Regions from separate parts of the Homo sapiens genome. Here region 2 is linked to region 1. A link is a loop called in an ENCODE intact Hi-C map of the cell type or tissue named here. Cell type or tissue: heart left ventricle. All regions are shown on one strand.

Region 1 (8,000 bases):
ATGTATGCTCTTAGGCTAGTTGCATATTATTTTGTTTCCAAAAATTGCAGAGAAAATGTCTAAGGAGAGAGAAATAAAACTCTTAGGAGTTGAAGTGTAAAACACGATATCATTCTTAAAGTTTCCTGGTGGCGTACCTGGATGTCTATTCCAGAGGATTTTTTAAAGCAAGATTACCACCAAGTAATACTAGTTTATATGTTTTTAAATTGTTTCTTCCTAACTAGAACAGGGAGGGAAATTAGTCTTGAGTTTACATCATTTTATTGAGTTTTTCTTAGTCCAGAACTATGAACCCAATGGATTACAACAGTATGAAGTCATTCAGAACCAATGCATTTGTCAGATGGCAAAGGCATTTATGAGCAGCTATATGAAGAAGACTGAATTCATGGCTTCACTCCAGTGCCATCATGGAGGTGGCAGAACTTACCGAAGTAAAGACTTGCCCAATATAGTTAGGGTTCCAAAAAATGATCTGCTAGCACTAAAAGGAGAAAAATCATAAACTCTAAGGGGTTGCATAGATGCTCTTTCATTACAAAAGTACTATCTTTTACAAGATTGTGAGATGCTGCCTTGGTGGAAATAAACAAGAAAAAACAAAGTCTCAGTGATCTATTCCAACCACAGTTTCAGATAAATTTGGCACCACTGAGCATCCCCATTGTTACTGAAACAGAAAACACTCAGGTCTTACTATTATTATTACTCCAGAACAACAAAGAGAGTTGCAAGGATTTTCTACAGAAAACATCCAGGTCTTACTACATGTAGAACTAAAATTAAAGCACAGCCTCCTGAGATGTCCCAGTTGGTCAGAATATTGACAAATAATAACTAGAAGGTTAGTATGTGAGATGGTCAGGGCCCAGAAGCCATATATCCATCAATATATCAAGGTGTGTCCACACAAGGAGTTGCCCACCTGATTCCCTTTTAGGGTTGCCAGATAAAATTCAGAAGATTCAAATATAAATTTCACATAACAATCATTTAGTAGAAAACTGTCTCAAATATTTAACTGGGTGTCCTGTATTCCTTTTTGCTAAATTTGGCAACTCTAAATTATGAACAAAAATTCACCTACAAAAACATAAATATGAGTCCAACTAACTTTTTGGAAGGCCGTGCATATAATTTCTCATATAACAAGAAGTAATTGTTCTTTTGAGAAGGGATTCTTAGCTTCCTAAAACAGTTTTAAAGGGCCAAAGTTAGCTGGATGAGAAAGCCATTAGAGAATCTTTTGGGTGGAAAGTCAGAAGACAAGATCTAGCCCCAGGAATTCCAATAATCAGCTTTGTGTGACTTTTAGACAAATCACCTAAATCCTTTAAGCCTCTGATTCCACACTGGATTGGTGGTGGAAAGTAAGTGCTGTCTTTCTCCAAACTCATGGCAGACATTGGTAATAGATAGAAGCATTTCTTCCCACTGTGCCCCAGGGCAGCCTCAGAATTCTCAACAAAGTCTCCAGGTCCATCCATCAACAAGCATGTACCCTTGAGATGAAATCAACTTGCCTTCCCTGAATTAAAGGAGCCTTTGGTTACCCTTCCAGTTCTAACGAAAGTTTGGAAACTCTTGTATTCTAATTCAATAGGCAAGGCTATACCTAGTTTTGCACTCCCAATTAAAAGCAAAACTTGGCAACTGCCTTCTGAAATCGCTATTTTACAAAATCAGAGCAGGAGTAATGGGTGCTGGAGTTCTGCTTGGACCAGGCCTTATAGGCCATTACTTCCAGCTGAGTGGCTCCAACAGCCCTCCAGGGCCTTGGTGGAGGCCAGGGTAGATCCTGACACTGGCCCTCAGTGAAGAACTTGACTCCACTCTGCTTCACGTCTCTGCTTCTTTTGCATCCATGGGCTTCTCATACCACTCACAGGTTTCCTCACCCTGTTATCTGCCTTTTCTACAGCATGGATTCTGATTTCTCATCATTTCAATCTCTGCTGGCATCTCCCAGCCCAGCTCTAGTTCATGACATGTTCTTTGCTTTAGCTCCAATTGCTCAATCCCTGCTGACTCTTTCTTCATGTCTCAGTTCAAATCCCCAGAGTGAGGATCTCATGTTTGGCAGGCCCCTGTTTATCAAAGAGCCAGCCTGGGGATTGGCTGCAGCTGATCCACACCCTCCTTCGGTCCCATCAGCTAGGACTGTGAATACTGGTATAAAGCACAGTTGCCTGCTCAAAGCCCATCAGCACGAGATGTAGGCAGTTTTGTTTTGTTTTTTTTCCAAAAGTGTGTCATCAGGTAGGCACTGCGATGTTCAGTTCATAATTTCACAGGGTCTTTGCAAGAACAAAATGTGGTAATATATGTAAAAAATGACAATTTTAGCAGATTTCCCCCAAAAGCAGACTCTGAGACAAGGACTTGAGTATAAGTGGTTATTTGGGAGTTGCAGGAAACACCAATAGGGTAGTGAGGAAGCAACAGAGCAACAATAACTGTGTCTGTAAGCTAACTGCCATTGTGGTTGATTGAAGCTCATCCCAAGGAGCTGCCCAGGAGAACAGGATAACACACACCGAATCAGCTCACCCAAAAAGGGAGGAAGCCGGAGTGTTTAAAGACCAACTCCCAAGAGTCATTGGCTGAGGACCGCTCTCAGGATCAATATTTTTCCAGCACTTTGAGAGTGCCTTTGGTGCTCAGGTAAAGTGACTTTGCAGGGTTCTGAAAAAAGGCTTCAGGCACAGAGATGGAGATAAGACAGTTAAAAATCTATCAAAGCACCCTGAATTGGTTAATGCAAGGGATATGGAAGAGGCAATGACTTCATCTGCCACCGTACTTGGTCAACCCTCAAATAAATGTTGGCCCCACAAGAGAAGGGGGTATTGTCTGCTTAGTTCCCTGTACCTGAAACTGCCTGGTGCATAATCAAAGCTCAGTAAATATTGGTAGGATGAATGAATGAATGAATGAATGAATGAATGAAGAAATGTCTATATAAATGAATGAATTATTTGGACAATTGTTGGAGATCTTTTCTATTTGTTTTTCTTCTCTTGTGAATAAAGAGGTAACGGGATGGGAGAGGGTAAAGGGGAGCAGCTGGGGGACACAGAACCACCTTGTACCAAAAGAAGCCTGAGTTTTAAGACCAACACTTTTTGCACAACTACCATGACTTAGGCAAAGCAGAACAAAACATCTCTCTCCTACACACTCCTCAAGTTGAATTTTAATGATTTTTTTCTACTATTTGCCCCTTATATTCATTTCAGTTTGGTTTCAGCTGCATAAGTTGTTGAGGGCTGTATCTGTCTCCTTTCCCTGGTCCTGTATCCCCAAGGACAACCCTGAGCCCCACTCTTACCTAAACCCTACACCAACAACATCACAAGCAAGCCTGCAGTCATTAGAATTGTGAGGGGACTATATTAATCCACCTCCACTGATAGGATTTGAGAAGGGCTTCCATTTAATCCCACTCCTCACCCCTGAGGGTGCCAAGCCAATTGAGAAATGCACACAGAAGCCACATATGTACCAAAATACTTGTCTTCCTACTGGTAGCACCAAATCAGAGAGAGCAACTTGGATATGAGGTTGAAACAAACTTCCCAGTAGTTGCCTCCAGGTCTAGACCTGATTAGCATCCCACAACAGAAACTTTTCCATTCAGCCTCAAAGAGAACAGAGGTCTCCCTCCCCTCAAATCAAGCTCATAGAACCCAAGAGAGGCCACATGTGCAAGTGACTTTTTACACACAGCCCACTCCCAACACAGAGCCCAGGGGGTACCAGACTCTTGCCATCTCACCAATCAGAGAAATCCCTCCTCCTCCCTCCACCAGAAGGAGCCATGGAGAGGTAAGCCACTAATTATTAAGAGAGTGGAAGTTCCTATCTTTCAGAGCAGCAGGAACTCAGGGAAAGGAACAAAAATTGTGCCTTCCCTACCACATCTATGAGAAAAGAGCTGATCTAAAAACATATTTACCTTTTAATTCTCAGTGACCAGATAGGGGCAAGTGCACCACTGGATACAGTGAGGGGCTTGCTCTACAGAAGAGTCATTTTCAGTTCCTCTTTCCTCCTGTTACACAGCTATCAATGCATTCAGGTCTGTGCAGAAACCATACGTTCTTCACTAGCTAGGGCCAGACCTTCTGCTCCTTCATCTCTCACACTAAGATTGTTAGTGAACTCTGCAGTGAATGCTCAGCCAGAGTTTGGAAATGTCATCTTACAAGCTCTAATATGTCAAGGAGAAAACTGTTTCTTTGGGAATGTTTCTTCCTAACCAAGATAAGAAAACAGTAATTTTGCTTTTGCTTCAAGGCATACTTTGATGGCAGGAGAATCCAGTTTACTTTTTAAGGTACTGACCTCTAGTGGCCAGCAACAATAACTACTCTATTAGAGACCATTTCCAGAGATTATGTAAAATCCAAGTGCGGGCTAGGAGAAACTTTAGAAATCAACTTTCTCTGCCCACCTCATATTCCAGAAGAGGAAACAGAGATCCATAAACGATGAGGGCCTTGTCAGTGGTCGCTAAGATGGGACTAGAGTCAAGGTCTTCTGTCTTCCATGTGGATCTCCTCCCATTGCCTAGTATACATTTATTAAAGCTACTTAGTCATATACACTGTAATTCATAAACAATTAGAGTAAAAATGACATTTCGTTATCAGATAATCCCTCTGTGGTTTCCTGCAAAGCTTGATGGGATAAGTGTGACTAGAGGTCCGTTTTCACGCTGCTGATAAAGACATACCCAAGACTAGGTAATTTATAAAGAAAAAAAGGTTTAATGGACTCACAGTTCTACCTGACTGGGGAGGCCTAACAATCATGGCAGAAGGCAAAAGGCACATCTTACATGGCAGTAGACAAAAGAGAGAATGAGATCCAAGTGAAGGGGGTCTCCCCTTATAAAACCATCAGATCTCGTGAGACTTATTCACTACCACAAGAACAGTATGGGGGAAACCACTCCCATAATTCAATTATCTCCCACTGGGTCCCTCCCACAACACATGAGAATTATAGGAGCTACAATTCAAGATTAAATTTGGGTGGGGACACAACCAAACCATATCAAGAGGTTTCAACCTCACTGGATGGTAAACAGCTAGAGGGTGAGGATTTTTTCTTAATCATCTTTGAATCTCTAGTACTTTGCACCACATCTGCCATGTGGCAGGCACTAAATAAATGTCAGATGGATGAATAAATTGATGGAAAGATAAATTTTAATTTGAAATTAAACACCAACTAAAACCAAAAGCTACCTGTCTTGCTACCCAACTAGCAAATGGCAGATTTAAGATTTGAGGCCAGCAGTTCAGTTTCACACTAAATGCTACTACTCCTAAAAGACCTCTTCACTGGCCCATGGAACCCCCTCCTACTAGTGACGACTTTCCAAATTTAACAGATGCAGCATTTCTGGCTCTTTGAATCCACACAGCTGATTCGAAAGTAGGTTGTGTTTTTTAGACTCTCAGTCATCAGTTTGTGTTTTTTAGATCTCAGTCATATGTTTTTTAGATTCTCAGTCATAAGTTCTTCTCCTTATATAAGGACTCAGTGAAGGCTTTGCTTTGTGTGTTGGTTTGTTCCTTCAATCACTCAACATATTTACTGAGTGTCTGCTATGCACCAGGAGCTTCCCTGAGCAATGGAAACCCAGCAGGAAAGACAAAATGATGTGTCAACAGCTATGCTAGTGGTAAGCACTAGAAGGATAAAGAAAGAAGGCAGGCTTGTTAATGATGATGGATCCTTTTCTGGTGTTAGCAGAGACTTGAATTAGGAGGGAGTCTTGAAGGTCTCAAGCATACATTAGTATCATGGAGAAAGCGTGAGTGATTCTCAGGATCCCTTGGAAAAATAACCCAGGCTGGCAGTGAGGAGAGAAAATCTCCATATAGGAAGGGGCAAACTTACGCTCAACACTGATCCCCAATCATTGTTCCTAAAATTTACTTGCCTTTTGAGAATTTTAGCAATCTCCACTGATACCATCATTCTTGCTACTGAAATTACTCTTCTTTACTTTACCCTCTCATCTCGAGCATGGATATAAATTCTTTCTGTAATTCCCCCACAGCATAGATGAGTCTCTAAGGGAACAATTATAAGATTTTACAGATGTGTCAGAGATAAGAGGCGAAAATTATAACACAGAGAATTACTAAAAGCTGGCAACTAGATATGATGGCACTTGTGATCCACAAAATCTAGTCCACCGTCATGAAGTTGGCTGGGTCCTTGCAGTGCTACTGTTTTTCTGTTTGGCCCTAGTTGGACAGTACATGGCAGTGTCCATATTTCCCTGACAGGAAAATCCTCTAGTATGGCAAAGCCCCTCAGAGTCCAAGCCCCAGAGAGCAGAATGATGCATAGTAGCAGGCAACCCTTTGTCCTCTGCTCCAAATTCCATCTCTCAAATAGTGAGAACACAAGCAGCTACCAATTTATGGATGGATTTTACTCTAGAAATCTGTTTGCTAGTCAGTTCTTTGGAATCTGCCATGCATTTCCAAAAACATCAACAGTGACTGAGATCAGAGGCAAGTCCATGAAAATTCTATTTATACCCTAGTCCATCTAAGGATGTTGGAAACATAGCTTCTCAATTTAGCAGAATTCAGGAAACAAGTATAGATGCTCCTGGGTACTTTTTTTTTTTTTTTTTTTTTTTTTACCAATCTATGCTCTGTACCAATATAAGCACCCAAACCCCTACAGGTCCCCAAGCTTCTGCATCAGAGGGTAAAGCAAAGTTGTCTGTACCAGGAGCTGTGGCTACAAACAGCAAAGAGTTGAAAATTCTTGAGCTGGAATAGCAGAGAGGTCATTCTTATATTGAGTCTAGCAAACTGCCTTTTTCCCAAGTATCTTTAGCAATTGCTGCATTGGAAGGAAATACAGTACAATTTGTGGCATCACAGGGCATGAAAAAATGAAAGATGGATCAGGCTGTGTAGGAAAGCAAAACCTACTTTTTAATCAGGAGGGTATTATCAGCTAATCCTCTCTCTAGTAAGCTCAGTAAGTCTCCTTGGGTAAGATCTTGTTTCAAATGGAGAGTCCTGTGAGCAACTCATCTTGATTATGCAAATGTAAGGCAAGTGGACACCCACTGCCCTGGAAAATGGGAATATAACATCATTTTCTGTGGCATGACTGATGCTCCCCAATTTTCAAAATGCCCCTTGTGCTCTTTGACATACATTGAATAAATCTGCAAAGGGAGCCAAGAAACCTCCTAGAGGAAAAAGAAATTTTGATACTAATTTCTTTTCTGCTGAATTTCAATAGCATTAAAAACTCAGTGATAAACTTGGTTGGTTAAAACTGAGATTGATCAGCCAAAAAGGATACTTGCCTCTATGGAGGGGAATGCAACATGAGGAAAGGGAGTTTGTGGGCTGTGGATTGGTGACTATGGTTCAAACTAGAACTCAGAGGATGTTGGGCTCCAGGAGGGTCCATTCCTGGTTTAAATGTAACCTGGGATTGAGGTCTTAAAACCTGCTAAATTCTGGAAGCAGTAGCAGATCATATGGGTGTAAATCATATTGGAAAAAACAGGGTTTCTCAACCTCAGCATCCTTGACATACGTGGACAGATAATTTTTTTATGTTGGAATGGCAGTGCGGGGACAGTTCTATGCAATGTAGGATGTTTAGCAGTATTCCTGGCTTCTACCCATGAGATGCCAGTAGCACTCCCTTCCCCCCACCAAGTTGTGACAACCAAAAATATCCCCAAACTTTGCCAAATGTCCAAGAGGGTCAAAATTGGTTGAAAAGCACTAGTATAACCTGAAAGAGGGTAAACCTGGAATCTCTAATGTGAGGCAGCTGGTATGACTAACAGAAACATCAATGTAGCTGAGAGCAAAATTGCTTAGACTTCTTGGGAACCATTTCCAGCAGTAATTGACTAGCTACTTCTCTCTCCATTGGCATTTGCACAAAGGGTTACCCTTTGAATCAAGTGAGCCCCTCAAGATTTATGAGCA
Region 2 (8,000 bases), 710 kb before region 1:
CTGTAACGGTGTTTCCGGATGAGATTAGCATTTGAATCACTAGATTCAGTAAAGTAGAACACCCTCCCAATTGGGTAGGCATCATCCAATCCCCTGAGGGTCTGAGAAGAACAAAAAGGCAGAGGAAGGAGGAATTCACTTCTTTTGCTTTCTGACAGCTTGCTTGAACTGAGACTTAAATCTTCTGCCTTTGATCTGGGATTTAGGCCATCAGCCCGCTTGGTTCTCAAATCTTCAGACTTGGACTGAGTTATACCAGCAGCTATGATGGAACTCTAGTTTGCAGATTGTAGATGATGGGACTTCTCAGCCTCCATAATCATATGAGACACATATGGTAATCATATGAGACACATATGGTAATCATATGAGACATATATGGTAATCATATGAGACACATATGGTAATCATATGAGACACATGGTAATCATATGAGACACATATGGTAATCATATGAGACACATGATAATCATATGAAAGAAAGTAAAAAGGAAAACAGGGTATATGCCCTATTTTATACCCAATATACCATAACTCTGTGTATATGTATATGTATATATGTGTGTACATATATATACACACACTATATTTTTAGTGTATGTGTATATAATGTGTATCTATACCCAATTTTTTTCTGTTTCTTTGGAGGACATTAATATAATTCTTATTCTGTATCTTTATTATATCCTCACATTTTAATCCAGCTCTCAAACATACTACATATCCAACACAGGCTCTCCTTTCCCTCTTTCCCAAATCCAGCAAGTTTTGCACTGTTTGTAAAATTTTTTGACCATTTAAATAAGAGACCTTTGTGTTTGAAAATCCTAACTTGAAGCATACAAGTCCTAGAAGACAAACTTATAAAGGTGGCTTGGGGCTTTCCCTCAAGGCCAGAAAGGCAACAACATCATTTGAGAGAGAGATTTGCAGTCCTTGCCCCCGAATAGTAATACCACTACTGTGCACAATACTCTGTGAGCAAAATCCTCAAAGCTGGACTGGTTCTATCTGTTGGGTCTGCTCTGTCTTTCTGATAAGCACATCCCAGGAAAGGAAAGAAATATGGTTGACTAGTTAGGTGAAGGCAGGTCATTTGTGGTTCCTTCTCTGTTTCAGGAACATGGTCAAGGACAGCTTGACCACCCAGGTTTAAGTAACGGTTTCTCAGTTTACATGGTTTACACAGGGACGCCAGGACAATTACTTCAGAATTTAGAGAGTTTCCCAGAGATGCACAGTCCTCCTGGGAACAGGAACCAGCTGGGTGTGAGGCTTGTGCTCTTGCTCTGAAAGGAGCACTCCCACACCCTTCAGTGAACCAACAGAGAGATATGCACACATTGGGGACCAGAGAGACATTTTTTGGATCAGTGCTAGAAGTCACGACTACAAATTCTCTTCCAGATTGTTTCCTTATTAATGGCTGTGAAACATTACAGCCAAAAGCTTCAGGAAAGGCACTATGAACCAACATGGCACTCAGTTCTCTAATTAGAAACATAATATTTCAGCTTGGCTCAAGTGTTGGAAGTCACTGTGGCAGAGAGCAGATCAGCAAAATGCCCTGAGAGCCACGCAAAGGAGACAGTCATTTAGGGGGAGGAGGAGACCTGGCACGGGTCACATTTTAAGTAATAAAAAAATAATAGCAGCAACAAGCACTTTGTCATGTTCAGTATGTAGCAAGTTCGGTTCTAACTTCTTCTTTTGTGATGATCATTTAGTCCCCACTACAGCCCTATGGTCCCTGTCCCTGTTATTGCCACATGGCAAGCCAGGAGGCCTAAAAATAGAAGGAGTAATGTGGCAAAGGCACTCAGCTAGTTAATGTGGAGATGGCTGGCATTGGAACCCGGGTAGAATGGCTCCAGACCCATCCACATAAACTCTGCTATGCTACCTCTCTATGCCTTAACTGGATGCCTCCATCAAGACTCTCCTCCCTCCTGATTTCAGGACAAGTGCAATGACTACTCATAATTGCAACCTCTGTTTGAAATTTTACCTGCTACAACTTGATTTTTATTGCCTCAATTGCTTTGCATCAAGTAGAAATATCACAGGCAGATGTTGGAATGAGACCAACCCCTGTTTGGAATTTGCTCAGCCCCTTGCTCTCTTGTTAGACCTTAAGCTGAGCGTCTACTCTCTCTAACTGAAGTTTTCCCATCTGGAAAACTAGAATAACAACACCCACCTTACAGGGTTCACAGACTAAAGGAGACATTTGCAATTCACCTGGTGGAGGAACAAACACATAGGATGTGCTCAATATACATTGGTTCCTTTCCTTGTCTTTTCCTTTTCCACAGTGCCCTACTTACACTTATTCACCTCAGGTGTTAATAGAAAAACACTTTCCTGTTCTACAACAGCCCTCATCTCCATTCTGGCCAAGAGCAACCACACACAGAGGCACTCATTCCTTCATTCGTTTACTCATTCACTAACACCAGGTAACACGCACCTCGGTGGAGGGTATTTGTTTCCCAGGGCTGCCTTAGAATACCACACATTTGGTGGCTTAAGACAAGGGAAATTTATTGTCTCACAGATCTGCAGAGAAAAAGTCTGAAATCAAGGTTTTAGCAAGGCCATGCTCCCTTGGAAGCCCTTAGGGGAGGATCCTTCCTTGTTTCTTCCAACTTCTGGTAGCCCTGGGCTTCCCTGACTGGAAGGTGCAGCATTTAGACCTCTTTCCATGGTCATGTTGCATTCTCCCCATGTGCCTCTGTCTTCAGATGGTGTTTTCCTCTTCTTAGAAGGATGCCAGTCATATTGGAGGAAGGACCCATCCTAATGACCTCATCTTAACTTGATCAAATTTGCAAAGACCCAAATTATTTCCAAATAAGGCCATGTTGCCAGGTACCAGAGGTTAGAAATTTAATATGTTCTTTGTGGGTTCACAATGCAACCCATAAGAGGGATGAGAATTGCAGAATGGTGCATCATGGATCCAGGGGAGGCAGATGGGGAAACTGAGGCACATACTTGGAACTTTTGGTCAATTTGTTTCTCTCCTGTTTCCCAGCATGATCTCCCATCATGGCTATGCACTCTGCAGGCAGGAAAACTGTGGCACAGGTCAGAAGTATTGAGGGAAACTCCTTCATAAGAAGCCAAGGAGTTGGCAGTCAGCGTTTCTCCTTGACACCTACTATGCACTGCACACACTCCATTCACCTAATTGAATCCTCCCAAAAACCCTATGAGGTTACAAAAGGTGGAAGTGAAGCAACTCATGAATGATTAAGCAGCTTACTGCTGATAAGGTTCAGGGCTGGAATTTGAATCCAGCTCTGCCTGGCTCCAGAGCCTGTGAATAGACAAGAACCATTTAATAGAAAATTTGTCACAGATGTTCAGTGCTGCATGCACATGAAGAATTAAGGTTAGCATATTGTGATATCACTGTGGATCCTTCATTGTTATTTGCCACATGGAAATGGCAACCACCCCATGTGGAACAGCTCACCAAGGAGATGCAGGGTTACTTATTTAATCGACTGCCCTCCACCTTTCCTCTCCTTTCCTCAAATCCCATTTTGTCTCTGGGCACAGATGGAGCATTCACTGAGGTGTTTGTGCAGCTGTAGCCTATGGGGACTCCCACGAATCAGCCACAGGGTGGAGCACTAAGATGTGGTGTTGCATCTGTGACTGCTCACCACACCCAAGTTGTCTTCCCTGCTGTCCACCAGCTCTGTGACCTTAGGCAAGTTACCTAACATCACTGAGCTTCTGTTTTCCCATTTGTAAAATGAGGATAATTATACCTATTCAGAGGTTGTTGTGAAGATTAAGGTAAATGTGGCAACACATGAAAAACCAGTGGTATAGCACCTGATACCTAGTATGTGTTTAACTAATATAACTTTCTTAGGTCTATAAGCCAATGGGTTCTCCTATATTTTAGCTCATTGCACTAGATTCCTATGACATGATCTAAATGGGGAAGGAGTGGAATGAGAGATCACTTTAACCTTAAAACACAAAAAAATGGGATTTTTCCCAAAGGCAGTCATATTTCAAACCAGGGGGTGCAGGGTATAAGAAAGCACAGGGACCTTTAGTTTCCTAAGGCAGGCATAAGGTGGCTAGATGACTTGAAACAACTGAAATGTATCTTCTCACAGTTCTGGAGGTTGGAAGCTTGAAATCAAGGTGCTGGCAGAGCCATGCTACCTCTGAAGCTCCTAGGGGATGAGACTTCCTTGCCTCTTTAAGCTTCTGGTAGTTACAGGAGTTCCTCAGCCCAAAAATGCATCACTCTGATCTCTCTGTCCATCTGCACATAGTCTTCTGCCTGTGTCTTTGTGTCTTCACTTGGCTATCTTCTTATAAAGATGCCAGTCATATTGGATTAGAAACTCACCTTACTCCCGTATGACCTCATTTTAACTAATTGCTTCTACAATAACCCCATTTTTAAATAAGTTAACATTCTGAGGTACTGAGCATTAGAACTTCAGTATACTCTTTGTGTAAGACACACCATAAATGACCATGTGGACTGAACTTCCAGAGAATTGATTTCCACTCCCCCAACCAGGGCCTAGGCTGTGGTTTGCCTGATGGGGTCATTGAACCCTTAGGCTCAGGAGAACCCAGCATGCATAAGTCTCTTCCCAAGTCTACATTCAGTGACATCATGCTGATGGTTTGAAGTCAGCCAGGTGGGAATATTCACACCATGCAAATTAGTAAAAGCTGCTCAGAGAGCCTGTTGTTCAATATTCACCAGCCCACTACTGTAAGTCACTAAGCTAAGGGAGTCACTTGTCTACTGTGAGATAGAAAAGACCCAAGACCCATGGGTTTCAGGAGATGAGAGTGTGTAGAACTGTAGAGAACTCCACTATTTATTGAGGAAGTCAGTTCACTTCTCCAAGAAAGTATGTAAATGCAGGATACCTCCCCTCTGCTACCCAACAGGCCCATGTTGAAGGCTGAAAGAGATAATGGTATAAGTACAATGTGTTCTTTTCAAAAAACAGAATTTTGCTGCTTTTTTTTTTTTTAACAGAATCTTGTTTTATTCAGCATGAAAAGTACAAAAAGCCTCAGACATAATCCACAGTGGGTGTATTAGTGCATTCTCATGCTGCTATAAATAACTGCCTGAGACTGGGCAATTTGTAAAGAAAAGAGGTTTAATTGACTGTGGGGCTAGGGAGGCTTCAGAAAACTTACAGTCATGGTGGAAGGAAAAGCAAACATGTCCTTCTTCACATGGCAGCAGGAAGGAGCAGAATGAGAGCTGAATGAAGGGGGAAGCCCCTTATAAAACCATCAGCTCTCATGAGAACTTATTCACTCTCATGAGAACAGCATGGGGGAAACAGCCCCCATGATTCAATTACCTCCCACCGGGCTCCTCCCATCACATGTGGTGATTATGGGAACTACAATTCAAGATGAGATTTGGGCATGAACACAGCCAAACTGCATCATTCTGTTCATGACCCCTCACAAATCTTATGTCTTCATATTTCAAAACATAATCATGCCCTTGCAACAGTCGCCTAAAGTCTTGTCTGAGACAAGGCAAATCCCTTCTGCCTATGAGCCTGTAAAAATCAAAAGTTAGTTACTTCCTAGATACAATGAGGGTATAAGCACTGATTAAATACATCCCTTCCAAGTGGGAGAAATTGGCCAAAACACAGGGCTACAGGCCCCATGCAAGTCTGAAATCCAGTAGGGCAGCCAAATTTTAAAGTTCCAAAATGATCTCCTTTGACTCCATGTCTCACATCCAGGTCACACTGATACAAGAGGTGGGCTCCTATGGCCTTGGGCAGCTCTGCCCCTGTGGCTTTGCAGGGTACAGCTCACCTCTCAGCTGCTTTCATGGGCTCTTGTTGAGTGTCTGTGGCTTTTCTAGGCACACAGTGCAAGCTATTCATGGATCTACCACTCTGGGGTCTGGAGGACAGTGAACCTCTTCTCACAGACCCACTAGGCAGTGCTCCAGTGGGAACTCTGTGTCGGGGCTCCGACCCTACATTTCCCTTCCACACTACCCTAGCCGATGTTTTTTATGAGGGCTCTTCCCATGCAGCAAACTTCTGCCTGGACATCCAGGCATTTTCATACATCCTCTGAATTCTAGGTAGAGGTTTCCAAACCTCAGTTTTTGACTTCTGTGTTCATGCAGGCTAAACACCACGTGAAAGTCATCAAGGCTTGGGGCTTAGACCCTCCAAAGCCATGGCCCAAGCTGTACCTTGGCCTCTTTTAGTCATGGCTGGAGAGGCTGGGATGCAGGGCATCACGTCTCTAGGCTGTATACAGCAGGAGGGCTCTGGGCTTGCCCATGAAACCATTTTTTCCTACTAGGGCTCTGCGCCTGTGATGGGAGTGGCTGTCATGAAGGTTTCTGAAATGCCCTGGAGATATTTTCCCCATTGTCTTGATGACTAACATTCTGCTCTTCATTACTTATGTAAATTTCTGCAGCAGGCTTTAATTTCACCTCAGAAAATGGGTTTTTCTTTTCTACTGCATTGTCAGGCTGCAAATTTTCCAAACTTTAATGCTATTCTTCCTCTTGAGTGCTTTGCTGCTTAGAAATTTCTTCTGCCAGATACCCTAAATAATCTCTCTCAAGTTCAAAGTTCTACAGGTCTCTAACACAGGGCAAAATGCCACCAGTGTCTATGCTAAAGCATAACAAGGGTCACCTTTACTCCGGTTCCCAACAAGTTTGTCATCTGAGACCACCTCAGCTTGGACTTCATTGTCCATATCACTATTAGCATTTTGGTCAAAGCAATTCAATGAGTCTTTGGACTCATTCCAAACTTTCCCACATCTTCCTGTCTTCTGAGCTCTCCAAGCCTCTAGGAAGTTCCAAATTTTCCCACATTTTCCTGTCATATTCTGAGCTCTCCAAATGTTCTGACCTCTGCCTGTTACCCAGTGCCAAAGTTGCTTCCACATTTTCAGATATCCTTATAGCAGCACCCCACTCTACTGGTACCAATTTACTGTATTAGTCTGTTCTCATGCTGCTATAAAGAACTGCCCGAGACTGGGTAATTTATAAAGAAAAGAGGTTTAATTGACTCACAGTTATATGGGGCTGGGGAGGCCTCAGGAAACTTACAATCATGGTGGAAGGGGAAGCAAGTATGTCCTTCTTCACATGGCAACAGGAAGGAGAAGAATGAGAGCCAAGCGAAGGGGAAGCTCCTTATAAAAACATCAGATCTCATGAGAGCTTACCATCATGAGAATATCATGGAGGTTCAATTACCTCCCACCAGGTTCCTCCCACCACATGTGGGGATTATGTGAACTACAATTCAAGATGAGATTGGGGTGGGGACACAGCCAAACCATATCAGTGAGTGTCCAATAAATATTTATTAAATTGAAGTATTACTATCTTAATCAGAAGAGTGGGTTTTCTGTAGTTTGTTCATAATTTACCTCCAAAAAAAAGCATAAGTAAGTCTAGGATATTGACCAGTTGCTAAGCCAGAATGACTTCTTAAAAGACCTTGTCAACAATTTACCCAGCAGTGGCTAATGCTTTTCTGTCTCCAACTGGGACCCAGAAGAGAACATCATCTCTTTTCTCCTTCATTTTCCCACACTTCCACCACCTTGTACACAGCTCCTATTCTAAGGCCTTACTTGGACTCTGAAATTAGCATCATAATGGGTCTTCCAGCTTCATATCTGCCCCACCAACTCAACTACTTCCTCATTTTGCTCCTGGGGTTTTCTTTGTAAAGACGTATCTGACCATTTCATCCCCCTGTCTAAAACCTGAAAATAATTTCTGTCACCCTCAAATACAATCCAAACTCCTTAGTATGGCATTCAAGTCTCTGGGGCTATTATCCAGTCTGGGTCTGGGTCTGGATAGGATCTTTTGATGCCTGATCCCACCTCAGATGCAGATGGGCAAGTAACCCAACTTAGCCAATTAGATTTTCCCAACCCTGGTCACTGTGGTTGGTAATCCAGGAAGATCACTGACC

Evidence for each region. A loop is a pair of places that touch in the nucleus more often than their neighbours do. Peaks named below come from ENCODE experiments on the same cell type or tissue, not always from the same donor. Only the 100,000 strongest peaks of a DNase experiment are listed, where the experiment ranks them.
Region 2: a loop joins it to region 1, with 7 times the contacts of the local background. A loop is called at or near these places in 2 of 110 quality-filtered maps.

The regions. Positions count from the first base shown.
Region 1 is chr4:15,453,407-15,461,406 of GRCh38, forward strand. No RefSeq gene overlaps it. Among named protein-coding and RNA genes, the nearest start is that of CC2D2A, 12 kb to the right of the region's middle. In heart left ventricle, a CTCF peak has its summit at 4,350 (motif pointing left); no DNase peak of the experiment used is centred here; H3K27ac peaks cover 520 bases.
Region 2 is chr4:14,746,477-14,754,476 of GRCh38, forward strand. All of the region lies in intron 2 of LINC00504 (long intergenic non-protein coding RNA 504), which reads right to left. Among named protein-coding and RNA genes, the nearest start is that of LINC00504, 140 kb to the right of the region's middle. In heart left ventricle, a CTCF peak has its summit at 3,623 (motif pointing right); no DNase peak of the experiment used is centred here.